2 separate regions of the Homo sapiens genome follow, and region 2 is linked to region 1. The links are chromatin contacts, found by Hi-C or POLR2A ChIA-PET in ENCODE. All regions are on one chromosome and are shown on one strand. Each heading gives the region's core, a stretch centred on a gene start or an enhancer-like site at or near the end of the contact. The rest is flanking DNA. Distances are from core to core; before and after follow the strand shown. Region 1 holds the start of SS18 (SS18 subunit of BAF chromatin remodeling complex). Region 2 holds the start of MIB1 (MIB E3 ubiquitin protein ligase 1).

Region 1 (5,935 bases), core at 379-2,878:
CTCAACCTAATGATTTCACAACTTATTATCTCCAGTATATTCCTCAAACTATTGAACTTCACCATTAAAATATCTGTCTCACATCTAATATCAATCTCTCCCATTGTAGAATAAGGCAATTAATTTAGAGCCCATTTTTCTGTTCAGCTGAGAATGGAAAATAATTGATCAGCATCCTCCGAATTAATCATTATCCATGATAAATATCTTCAGACTTATGTAACAGAAACTATAAAAAAAAAAGAAAAACTCTGGACTTTTCCTGTGTACAAAAATAAAAAAGGTGAGCCCTCCAGAAACGCAGTTTTGCGTGAGTGCGTACTTGGAGCTGTTTGCCAGGCTGCAGACTTAACTCAGAGCACTATATGAAAGCACTGCATTTCCAGGCACTGCCAAGCCCGTTTGTTCATAAAATAAAGCAACAGTTGGGCAAATGTCAAAAGCCACACTACGAAGAACCTGACAGTAAACAGAAACCGATTAGCATAATCTACGTGGTCTGAGTGGTACTAAAACTTGACCTTTTTTTCTATTTTGATCTTTGCTACACAGCATAAAACAAAACAAAAATATTTAAAGTAAACTGCTAAATACAGCAGCAACTTCTGAAAGTCTAGGTCAGTAAAATTTAGAATGCTGCCTTGCTTGCAGGCAACAAGGGGTAGAGGACAATAAAGAACCTTTGTGTTCCGACTGGCAGTAACACAGCAGCGACTGCAGCAGCTCTATCCTTTAAAAAGGAGGCAGCTCCCTGTGTATTTATCACGACTTACATTAACTGGTCACGACAGTCTCCACCATTAGACTGTAAGCTCCAGGAAGGCAAGGACCATGACTCACCACAGTAGCCTCAGCGCCTAAAATAGGCGCTCAATAAATATTTGCTGCAGAATAAATGAATAGGCGGCGATGCAGAAGGGAAGAAGAGGCTCTGGGGACAACCCCAGAGTCCATGGGGACCTTCCTTGCCCGCTCCTCAAACTCTATACTAAGGTTCCCTCCAGCGTTCCCCAAGTCCTCCTGCGAGCTCCCAAACTCGGCTGAGTTTGCAGGGCGGCGACCAGCGCACCGACTTCCCCTCTGCCTGCCGCGACCCGCGGTGGGGTCCGCACGAAGCAGCCGCGGCACGCGGGGCGGGGCGACGCCAAAGTAACTCCGGAGCAACGCGCGGGGCCGCCGGTCCGACACACGCCCTTCCCTGAGCGGCCGCCGCCGGGCGCACGCGCCCCGCAGCCCGAACGCCGCCCCATCCCTAGAGAAATCAGGCGGCGGCTGTTTGGGCTTTTGTGTCTGTAGAAAAACGCGTAAATGCGTGAAAGACTCCGAGAAAAACCGGTTCACCCTCTTCCGCCACCCACTCAGGCACAGCCAGCAGTCCGTGTTCCCAAACACTGCTGATTCCCAGCAGGCCCGCCTCCGCCTCGGCCCGGTCGACTCCGGGCCCGGCCCTTCCCCCCGCGTCTGTCTCTCCCAGAGGCGGTAAGGGCCTGGCATCCGCAACCCCGCGCGGTTTCACCTTCTGAATCGCAGCGGGAGTGATCTCCCCCTTGCCTCGCTGCCTCGGGGCCGCGAAAGCCACAGACATGTTGCCGCCGTCACCACTATCGGCAAGTCCCGAGCGCTCCGGGTGAACGGCAAACTGGGGGAGAGACGCCGGCCTCTCGGGCTGAACCACCTCGGGAATGCGGGGAGGGGGGATGCTCCGGGGCCAAGCGGACGGGCGGCGGGGCAGGCCTGAAGGAGGCACTCTGGCCAGGGATGTCTCGCTTCTGCGCACTCTGGGGGACCCCTAGCCCTGGCCGAACTTTCTTGACCGTCCCTGCATCCCCCGAGCTCTCCTTATGGGCACCCCCTGGCCCTTTGCGCTAATGGTAGAGTCGCGCCCTAGTCCTCCCTCCGCTTCAGCGATTCAGGAAATGGTCCCGCCGCCGCGGGAGAAGGAGAGGCTGGGGCAGCCCCTGTCACAGGAAATGCGAGCGGCCCAAGCCGGCCCGCCCCCTTCGCGCCGTGGCAACTTGCCTCCCTCTCCGGCCCTCTGAAGCGTCTCCCCGACTGTGTTGCAGAGCGTGCCCTAGACCTAGTTCAGTTTTTCCAACTTCATCCTTACTTACGCCTCCTGGCAAGAGTGGCCGCCCCGAGTTGTCCCGGCAGCCCGGAGAGGGGAGGGAGGTCAAGACTCGGGAGTTCGTGCAAATCCGTGGAGCATCTGCCGAGATAGGGCAGAGGTGGAAGGACAAGGTGAACGCGGATTCGCTGGTTTAAATGGCTCGGCTACGCCCCAAATGCGCACCTCCGAGTCCACAGTCTCGCACGCACGCACAAAGTCGTGCCTAACAATTGGAAAGTAACCCTGACCCGAAACCGGGACACCAAGGTTGTGTCCAGTGCTCAGGGGCAATCGGCCAGCTTGGCTGGAGCGGACAGAGAAGAGCTCGCCTCTTGGGACAAACCCTTAGCAGGAAAGTGGGTCGATTTCGTCTGACTTGGCTTTTTGGAATTAAGTTGTGAAACAGGGCATCCTCACTCTCTGTTTTTTAAGAGAGTACTTACTTAGTGCCTTGTAAATTAGGCCCAAGCTGCCAGGCTTCAAGTCAGTGTAAGGGAAAAAGGCAAAGTTTTCAAATTATGGAAGGAACACGGACAAATGTGGGTTTTGTGTTGCCGTGGGGTTTTAAAGTATTCTGTAAATTTAGACTTCCATATAACACAAAGGGAAAGTTTATATAAAGTGTTACCCAACGTTAATGAATAATAAAAAATATTTCCATTTTTATATAAATTGGAAAAATAAAGAAAAAATACATTATTTTAAAAATTTAATCACTTGAGGCCAGGAGTTTGAGACCAGCCTGGGCAACAAAGTGAGACCTCTGTCTCTACAAGAATTTTAAAAATTGGCTGGGTATGGTGGTGTGCACCTGTAGTTCCAGCTACTAAGGAGGCTGAGGTGGAAGAATCACTTGAGCCAAGGGGGTGGAGACTGCAGTAAGCCATGACTGCCCCACCACACTCCACCCTGGGTGACACAGCAAGACCCTGTCTCAAAAAAAAAAAAAGAAAAATTAAGTATCAAATAAATGCTCTTCACAAAAATGTCAAGAATGTCATTGATTAAATGCATTGTTTGTTAGGCTTTATACTGGAAACCTAGGGTACGATTGTGAATAAGCTGGACATGGAACCTCCTCTCAAGGAGCTTATACACTAATGGGACTAACAGACCAGAAACAAACAAATATGTATATATGCAAAGTCCCAAGAAAAACTAGCCAAAAAAAAGGGGGAGGAACTAACAGAATGACAGGAACACTTACATGAGTTAGTGTGAAAAGTCTTCCCGATTATATTTAAACTGGGACCTAAAGGATGAAGACTCAAGCTGTCATAAGAATAAAGGGAAGAAAGTTTATGCTGCTACTGACAGTAATTACTCTTAAAAATTTAATTGTTATCTTTCACTATTGTAAGCCTTGAAGAAAACACTCTGGTATAGCTGGACTTAAGGTAATCACACCAAATTGGAAAACTGTCAAATTTGGAAACCAATACTTGTCTACCACTATCACTGTGCACTCAACACCTAGCATGCAGAGTCATGTCTCAATGCTTTACACAAAAGTACCTTAGTACTTAGTAGCTAAGAACAGTATTTCAATAGGAAACATGAATCGTAAATAGTCCTACTGCTCCAGTTCTGTGCATTTGGCAGATAGCACTGAAACTTCAAAGGGCAACATGAACCAGTAGGAACACTTGTCTAATTTCCATATCCCAGCAAAAAAATAAGTAGTCCAAGGGGGCTTCTATTCCAGGGAGGCACCTGGAGCTAGTTACCTTCTTTATTTAAATTACAGCTCCCCAAAGGTGAGAAAGGGAAATCCACTGAAAACAGGTTACAGTTGGCCTGAGATGTTTATTTCTTCAGAGTAGCAGGGTAGGGCCCAGAGAACCCATAGCCTGCAGGCATGGATAGCCACAGTCTTTTCTGTGACACCATGTATGCCATAAAGATACCATTATTTTCTGTGTCTGATCACATGAAATCAGTTGAAAAGCATTGTTCTATAAGTCCAGCCAGAAATACAAATGATCTCCTTGAGAGAGGATACTTAAAAAGAACTACTTCACCCTCAAGCTTCCTTGCTAAAACCCAATCAATCCAATCAGTTAGCCTGACCTGGAAAAATAGAAAATTCGGAAAGAGGAAAGATTGAGACTGAAGCCTGGAAGATCTTTCTTAAAATTTTGGGGCCTTTGTAATGTAAGAGTCCTGAGCTAGGGGATACTTAGGGGAACATAATAAGTCCCATCTCACCTGACCACTAGTTTTAAGAGGAATCCCAAGGTAGACTGAGTGGCAGCAGAGTTGGTAGAAGGAGAATAAACAGTCCCTAGCATTTAGTTACGAAGAAAAGGAGAACAAATATGGGAAGTTGGCCTAAGACTGGGAAAGGACTCTAAGGACTTAAAGGTAAGATACTCAGGCAACCATCTCCCCAACCAAAAAAATCAGTCCCACTATTTAAACTGCTCTTGAATGAGAGACATCTAAAGAAGGAATCCAACTCACATAACCAAGAGGTAGAAGGAGTTTGGAATAATCCTAAATTGAAGAACATATAGAGTGGGTCAGAATAAGAAAAATAATCTGTGTGAACAGTTAATTCTTGATTACTCACACTAATGAATATGAAGTAGGCAGATTTAACAAAGATTAAAAAAAATTGTTCATGTTTGATTTTTTGTTTCAATTTTTATATAAATTTGTACTCCTTAAAATACACCCCGCCCCCCATACACACGCACACATATATATTTGAGGCAGGGTGTCACTCTGTCACCCAGGCTGGAGTGTGGCACAATTTCAGCTCATTGCAGCCTCGACTTCCCAGGCTGAAACGATCCTCTCACCTCAGCCTCCCGAGTAGCTGGGACTACAGGCATGCACCGCCATGCCTGGGTAATTTTTGTATTTTTTGATAGAGACAGGGTTTCACCATTTTTTTCAGGCTGTTCTTGAACTGCTTTACTCCTGGTCTCGATCCACCCACCTTGGCCTCCCAAAGTGCTAGGAGAACAGACATGAGCTACCACACCTGACCGTGTATTCCTTAAATATATTTTTATGAATTGACAAAGTGAAGTGCTCCTGTAATATGTTCAATATTTGGTGAAACTATATAATCATGGCATTAAAAATTATCTTAATCCACAAAAAATATGTACGAATAGGTAACTAAAATAATCTTGCTTTCATACAAGCATTTCTTTAATATGTATTGTTTTAGAATTAATAGAGTATCTGCACTACCAAATGTGCTGATATTTTAAGCCCCTGAGCTGTCATAAATTCTTAGAATACATTGAGAAGGCATAGACCAAGCCTGTCTGCTCATAACTGGGCTCAGAGCAAAACCCTTCAGGTAATATCTTTCAAAATATTTCTGTTCACAGTCCCTGTGGCATTTGATGAGTCAATTTGAGTTGTGGCTCCCACAGATTTCAAGACTGTAAAGAAAGAAGCATACATCTATATATTTATATAATCATTATTCAGGCAAGAACAAATCACCTTTCCCAATTCTCCGTAAAGGACTTTTATTTTTGATACTATGGAAGATTTCATTCAAAGTAGACTATAACAAAGCCTATTGGAGGCATTTTCATCTCCTCTTATAGTGCCAAATATAGAATTAATTATGAACTGAATCAATTATATTTTTGGGTTTAATGATATAGAAAAGTATTGCTTTTTAAAAAAATTAGTTCCTATGGAAAGCTTTCACTCTTTGTGAAAGATGCATAGGTTTGGAGTTCCCAATTCTTCTACCCATGGCATAATACTGGACAGGTCATTTCTGTATCTCACTGGACTTCCTGAAAAACAGCTGCCATATCTAAAAAGCTATTACAAATAATGTTTTTTTATTTAGCA
Region 2 (6,590 bases), core at 3,695-6,194, 4.3 Mb before region 1:
ATCTCTGAAAAAAAGGCAGCAGCCCCAGTCAGGCACTTATAGATAAAACCCCCACCTCCCTGGGACAGAGTATCTGGGGGAAGGGGCAGTTGTGGGTACAGCTTCAGCTTACTTAAACGTCCCTGTCTGACACCTGTGAAGAGAGCAGTGGATCTCCCAGCACAGCGTTCGAGCTCTGATAAGGGACAGACTGCTTCCTCAAGTGGGTCCTTGACCCCCATGTATCCTAACAGGGAGACACCTCCCAGTAGGGGCCGACAGACACCTCATACAGGAGAGCACTGGCTGGCATCTGGCAGGTGCCCCTCTGGGATGGAGCTTCCAGAGGAAGGAACAGACAGCAATCTTTGCTGTTCTGCAGCCTCTGCTGGTGATACCCAGGCAAACAGGGTATGGAGTGGACCTCCAGCAAATGCCAGCAGACCTGCAGCAGAGGTTCCTGACTGTTAGAAGGAAAACTAACAAACAGAAAGGAATAGTATCAACATCAACAAAAAGGACGTCATCCGAAGGTCACCAACATCAAAGACGAAAGGTAGATAAATTCACAGAGATGGGGAGAAACCAGCACAAAAAGGCTGAAAATTCCAAAAACCAGAATGCCTCGTCTCCTTCAAAGGATCACAACTCCTCGCCAGCAAGGGAACAAAACTGGATGGAGAATGAGTTTGACGAATTGACAGAAGTAGGCTTCAGAAGGTCAGTAATAACAAACTCCTCCAAGCTAAAGGAGCATGTTCTAACCCAATGCAAGGAAGCTAGGAAACTTGAAAAAAGGTTAGATGAATTGCTAACTAGAAAAACCAATTTAGAGAAGAACATAAATGACCTGATGGAGCTGAAAAACACAGCACAAGAACTTGGTGAAGCATACACAAGTATCAATAGCTGAATCGATCAAGTGGAAGATGGGATATCAGAGACTGAAGATCAACTCAATGAAATAAAGTGAGAAGACAAGATTAGAGAAAAAAGAGTGAAAAGAAAAGAACAAAGCCTCCAAGAAATATGGGACTATGTAAAAAGACCAAATATATGTTTGATTGGTGTACCTGAAAGTGACGGGGAGAATGGAACCAAGTTGGAAAACACTCTTCAGGATATCATCCAGGAGAACTTCCCCAACCTAGTAAGGCAGGCCAACATTCAAATTCAGGAAATACAGAGAACACCACAAAGATACTCCTCGAGAAGAGCAACCCTAAGACACATAATCATCAGATTCACCAAGCTTGAAATGAGGAAAAAATGTTAAGGGCAGCCAGAGAGAAAGGTCGGGTTACCCACAAAGGAATCCCATTAGAAGGGGAAGTCCATTAGACTAACAGCGGATCTCTCGGCAAAAACCCTACAAGCCAGAAGAGAGTGGGGGCCAATATTCAACATTCTTAAAGAAAAGAATTTTCAACCCACAATTTCATATCCAGCCAAACTAACCTTCATAAGCAAAGGAGAAATAAAATCATTTTCAGACAAGCAAATGCTGAGAGATTTTGTCACCACCAGGCCTGCCTTATAAGAGCTGAAGGAAGCACTAAACATGGAAAGGAACAGCCAGTACCAGCCACTGAAAAACATGCCAAATTTTAAAGACCATCGACGCTATGAAGAAACTGCATCAGCTAATGGGCAAAATAACCAGCTAGCATCATAATGACAGGATCAAATTCACACATACCAATATTAAACTTAAATGTAAACAGGTTAAGTGCCCCAATTAAAAGACACACACTGGCAAATTGGATAAAGAGTCAAGACCCATTGGTGTGCTGTATTCAGGAGACCCATCTCATGTACAAAGACACACATAGGCTCAAAATAAAGGGATGGAGGAATATTTACCAAGCAGATAGAAAGCAAAAAAAGGCAAGGGTTGCAATCCTAGTCTCTGATGAAACAGACTTTAAACCAACAAAGATCAAAAGAGATAAAGAAGGGCATTACATAATGGTAAAGGGATCAATGCAACAAGAAGAGCTAACTATCCTAAATATATATGCACCCAATACGGGAGCACCCAGATTCATAAAGCAAGTTCTTAGAGACCTACAAAGAGACTTAGACTCCCACACAATAATAGTGGGAGACTTTAACACCCCACTGTCACTATTGGACAGATCAACAAGACAAAATTAACAAGGATATCCAGGACTGGAACTCAGCTCTGGACCAAGCAGACCTAATAGACATTTACAGAACTCTCCACCCCAAATCAATAGAATATACATTCTTCTCAGCACCACATCGCACTTATTCTAAAATTCTAATATTGTTATGTGTGAATTTGAACCTGTCATTATGAGGCTAGCTGGTTATTCTGCATAATTGGAAGTAAAACACTCCTCAGCAAATGCAAAAGAATGGAAATCATAACAAACAGTCTCTCAGACCATAGTGCAATCAAATTAGAACTCAGGATTAAGAAACTCACTCAAAACCTCACAGCTACATGGAAACTGAAAAACCTGTTCCTGAATGACTACTGGGTAAATAAGGAAATTAAGGCAGAAGTAAAGATGTTCTTTGAAACCAGTGAGAACAAAGACACAATGTACCAGAATCTCTGGGACTCATTTAAAGCAGTGTGTAGAGGGAAATTTATAGCACTAAATGCCCACAGAGAAAGCAGGAAAGATCTAAAATCAACATTCTAGCATCACAATTAAAATAACTAGAGAGGCTGGGCACGGTGGCTCACGCCTGTAATCCCAGCACTTTGGGAGGCCGAGGCGGGCGGATCACGAGGTCAGAAGATGGAGACCATCCTGGCTAGAATGGTGAAACTCCATCTCTACTAAAAATACAACAAATTAGCTGGGCATGGTGGCAGGCACCTGTGGTCCCAGGTACTCGGGAGGCTGAGTCAGGAGAATGGCGTGAACCCGGGAGATGGAGCTTGCAGTGAGCTGAGATCACACCACTGCACTCCAGCCTGGGCCACAAAGTGAGACTCCATCTCAAAAAAAAAAAAAAAAAAAAAAAAAAAAAAAAAAAAAAAAAAAAAAAAAAAAAAAAAAAAACCAACAAAACTAGAGAAGCAAGAGCAAACAAATTCAAAAGCTAGCAGAAGACAAGAAATAACTAAGATCAGAGCAGAACTGAAGGAGGTAGAGACACGAAAAACCCTTCAAAAAAATTAATGAATCCAGGAGCTGTTTTTTTGAAAAAGATCAACTACATAGATAGACCACTAGCCAGACTAATGCAGAAGAAGAGAGAAGAATCAAATAGATGCAATAAAAAATTATAAAGGGGATATCACCAACAATCCCACAGAAATACAAACTACCATCAGAGAATACTATAAAAACTTCTACGCAAATAAACTAGAAAATCTAGAAGAAATGGATAAATTCCTGGACACATACACTCTCCCAAGACTAAACCAGGAAGAAGTCGAATCCCTAAACAGACCAATAACAAGTTCTGAAATTGAGGCAATAAGTAATAGCCTACCAACCAAAAGAAGTCCAGGACCAGACAGATTCACAGCCGAATTCTACCAGAGGTACAAAGAGGAGCTGTTACTGTACTTCCTAAAACTATTCCAAACAACAGAAAAAGAGGGAATCCTCCCTCCTTCGTAAAACTCATTTTACGAGGCCAGCATCATCCTGATACCAAAACCTGGCACAGACACAACAAAAAAAGAAAATTTCAGGCCAATATCCCTGATGAACATCGATGCGAAAATCTTCAATAAAATACTAGCAAACAGAAGCCAGTAGCACATCAAAAAGCTTATCCACCACTATCAAGTTGGCTTTATCCCTGGGATAAACACTTTGGGAGGCTGAGGTGGGAGGATTGCTTGAGCTCAGGAGTTCGAGACCAGTCCGGCCAGGGAAAATAGTGAGATATATCCCCCAAGAAGCTCCCCACTGCCCCCCCGCTCATCTCTGCCAAAAATACAAAAAATTAGCTGGGCGTGGTTGTGCGTTCCTGAGGTCCCAGCTACTCAGAAGGCTGAGGTGGGCGGACCCCTTGAACCCAGGAGGCGGAGGTTGCGGGGAACGGAGATGGCGCCACTGCACTCCGGCCTGGCTGACAGTGAGACCCTGTCTCAAAAACAAAGCAAAAAAAAAAACAACAACAAAAAAAACCAAACAAAAAAAATTTTATTTCAGTACATAGTAATTCCTTGGGTACATTTTACGTCCGTTTTCTTGTCTTTTCCCTTGATTATCCATTCTGTTAGCATTTCCCTCCTTTGACTATCAGGAAAAGCAACAGTTTATGCTAACAATGCATGCTAACGGTGCCAACAGTGCTGGCCTGTGGAAACACTGGTTTTAAACCCTATGCAGCATAATGTCATTTGAATAACGGCAACCAGAAACTTCTCTTACAGTCTTCGAATCTTCCTTTGAAGGTTGTATTTTGTAATTAGGGACTGAATTTTTTCGTGAGTGGAGGCAATTATTAATGAGCAAAGTTTGGAGTCTGCCTATCACCCTAATTCTGCATAAAGTCAAGACACACCTTCTAAAAGTCTTTACCGTTGCTCACAACATTCCATACCATGCTGTTCAGCTTAAAAACACACTACTAACCTGCTCTGTCTGGTTTGAAATGTTTTCAATTTACACACAAATACAGATCGCCCTGAATTTGTGAATGTATTTCTACCTTCGTTAAAAAAGAAGACTAAAAGAATATGGAATCCCTAATTCACATTTAGTTCGCCTAGGAAAACTAGCAGTTAGTGAAAAACTGGCCACATCACAGCCGCACAGCTCCAGCAGCCCGGGTAGCTTCCCCACCCTCACTTTCTCCAGCCCCGCCTCCAGGACGGCCTAACCGCTTTCCTCATAGCTCATTGGGCGCGCGGCACCACCGGGCGGCAACTCCAGGGATCCGCCCCTGGGCCCGCCCCTCCATCGCCCGGGGCTGGGGTTGGGCAACCGTCCGCCCTTTTTCTAGACCGCGCGCATGCGCACTCTCCTTGGACCCTGGAGAGACGCTTAGGGATCAGTTTTCTCCTCCTTTCTTCCCGCGATCGCGCGGCTCTCTGGAAGCCTTCCCACTCTATTATTGCCGAGGATCCCCCTCCTAGACACTCTGAGAAGGTGCCGCTCCGGCCTTGGGTACGGCGGTACCCGGATGTGGAGTCGCTCTCGCCCGGCTGGGACTCTGTGGCGGGGCGGAGCGCGGCGGCTGGTGCGGGGGCAGAGAGAAGGGGGCCTGAGGGCCCGGGCGCTCGCCGGACGCCGGGAGGTACCACCGCTGCCCACGGGGGAGGAGGCGGCGCCGGCGCTTGGGTGCCCGCCCCCGAGCGAGGGGCCGGGGTGGCAGAAAGGCCGGCAGTTAAGCTTGCTCCCCGCCGCCCCCCTCGGGCTAGCCTCCCCCGGCCCCCTGCGCTCCTCGCGCTGCCGGCCGGGGGAGAGCGTGGTTTCCTTGCGGCCGTCGCTGTAGCCTGGCCGGGGAGCCCGGAGGAAGCGGGAGAGTCCCCGCCCACGGCCCCCTCCCCTCTGCCCGCTCTCCGCCGCCGCCTCCGAGCAGCCGCGGGCCGCCCTCCACTCCGAGCGGGGGGCGCGGCGGCGACAGCTGGGCAGCGGCTTTGGGCTCCGCGGGGACCGCGCCGCCGCCCCCGTGAGTTATTCTCACGTCCCCCGGGGCTCGCTGCCGCCCCCGCCGACGCCTAGAGTCCGGCCCGGGCCCAACTCCCTCACGGGCCCCCCGGCGGCAGCGGCGGCGGCGGCGGCGGCAGCGGCGGAGCCCACCGCCCGGGCCCCGATGAGTAACTCCCGGAATAACCGGGTGATGGTGGAAGGGGTTGGCGCTCGGGTAGTGCGCGGCCCGGACTGGAAGTGGGGGAAGCAGGACGGCGGCGAGGGCCATGTGGGCACCGTCCGGAGCTTCGAGAGCCCCGAGGAGGTGGTGGTAGTGTGGGACAACGGCACAGCTGCCAACTACCGCTGCTCCGGGGCTTACGACCTCCGCATCCTGGACAGCGCGCCCACCGGTAAGCCGCGGCCACCTGGCCAGGGCTTGCGCGCGCGGGGGGAAGGGGCGAGCTGCGGTGGGCGTCGGTGTCGCGGGGAGAGGTCTGCAGTGGGACACCTGGTGGGCAGCGCCCGGCTGGAGCGAGCGGAAAGGCAAAGCGCCAAAGGAATTCTAGGTTCCGAACGGGTGAACAAACACTTTCAGAAAAGACCCTCTACCCCCAAGGGAAATGATGGCAGCACCATCACCGGGATGCTTTCAAGCCTGGAAGACACAAAGCACCGGGAAGAGAACAGACACAGGTCCCCCAACCCGACTCCTCCTCTTGGGAAGGGGTCTGGAGAGGCCTATCTAATAAGCCATTGAAATTAATCAGCCACCAAGTGATAACTGTCTGAAGGGAGGCTTGCTTTGCCATATGGTGCTCAGCTGACCGTTTATAATTGCCAAGGGGCCTTGGTACCTCGGATTTGTGGAGATGCCTTTTTTTTTTTTTTTTTTAACCTCCTGTGACACAGAATTACTTGGAGTTCAGTAGCCAAATGTTACTTGGGACTCTGGAATGATTTTTCATCCAAATTGTTCTATTTTATATCTTTATATCAATAGAGAGAAAAACATCCTGAGCTCTTGAACCATTTCTT

What was found. A loop is a pair of places that touch in the nucleus more often than their neighbours do. ChIA-PET counts read pairs that join two places held with the same protein, here RNA polymerase II (POLR2A). Pooled maps may share reads with other maps.
Region 2: a loop to region 1 is called in a map of CD8-positive, alpha-beta T cell, with 5 times the contacts of the local background. The contact joins the promoter of MIB1 here to the promoter of SS18 in region 1. A Hi-C loop is called at or near these places in 2 of 168 maps with a recorded cell type or tissue (CD8-positive, alpha-beta T cell and naive thymus-derived CD4-positive, alpha-beta T cell) and 7 of 50 pooled maps. POLR2A ChIA-PET finds 5 or more read pairs at or near these places in 2 of 52 experiments (GM12878 and T-cell).

Annotation. Positions count from the first base shown.
Region 1 is chr18:26,088,985-26,094,919 of GRCh38, forward strand. SS18 (SS18 subunit of BAF chromatin remodeling complex) reads right to left here and starts at 1,629. Exons shown (of 11, transcript NM_001007559.3): 1 at 1,517-1,629. The coding sequence starts at 1,585. RefSeq lists an enhancer at 1,964-2,083.
Region 2 is chr18:21,735,848-21,742,437 of GRCh38, forward strand. It overlaps MIB1 (MIB E3 ubiquitin protein ligase 1), which reads left to right and starts at 4,945. Exons shown (of 21, transcript NM_020774.4): 1 at 4,945-5,965. The coding sequence starts at 5,737. RefSeq lists silencers at 4,732-4,951, 5,142-5,771, 5,892-5,941.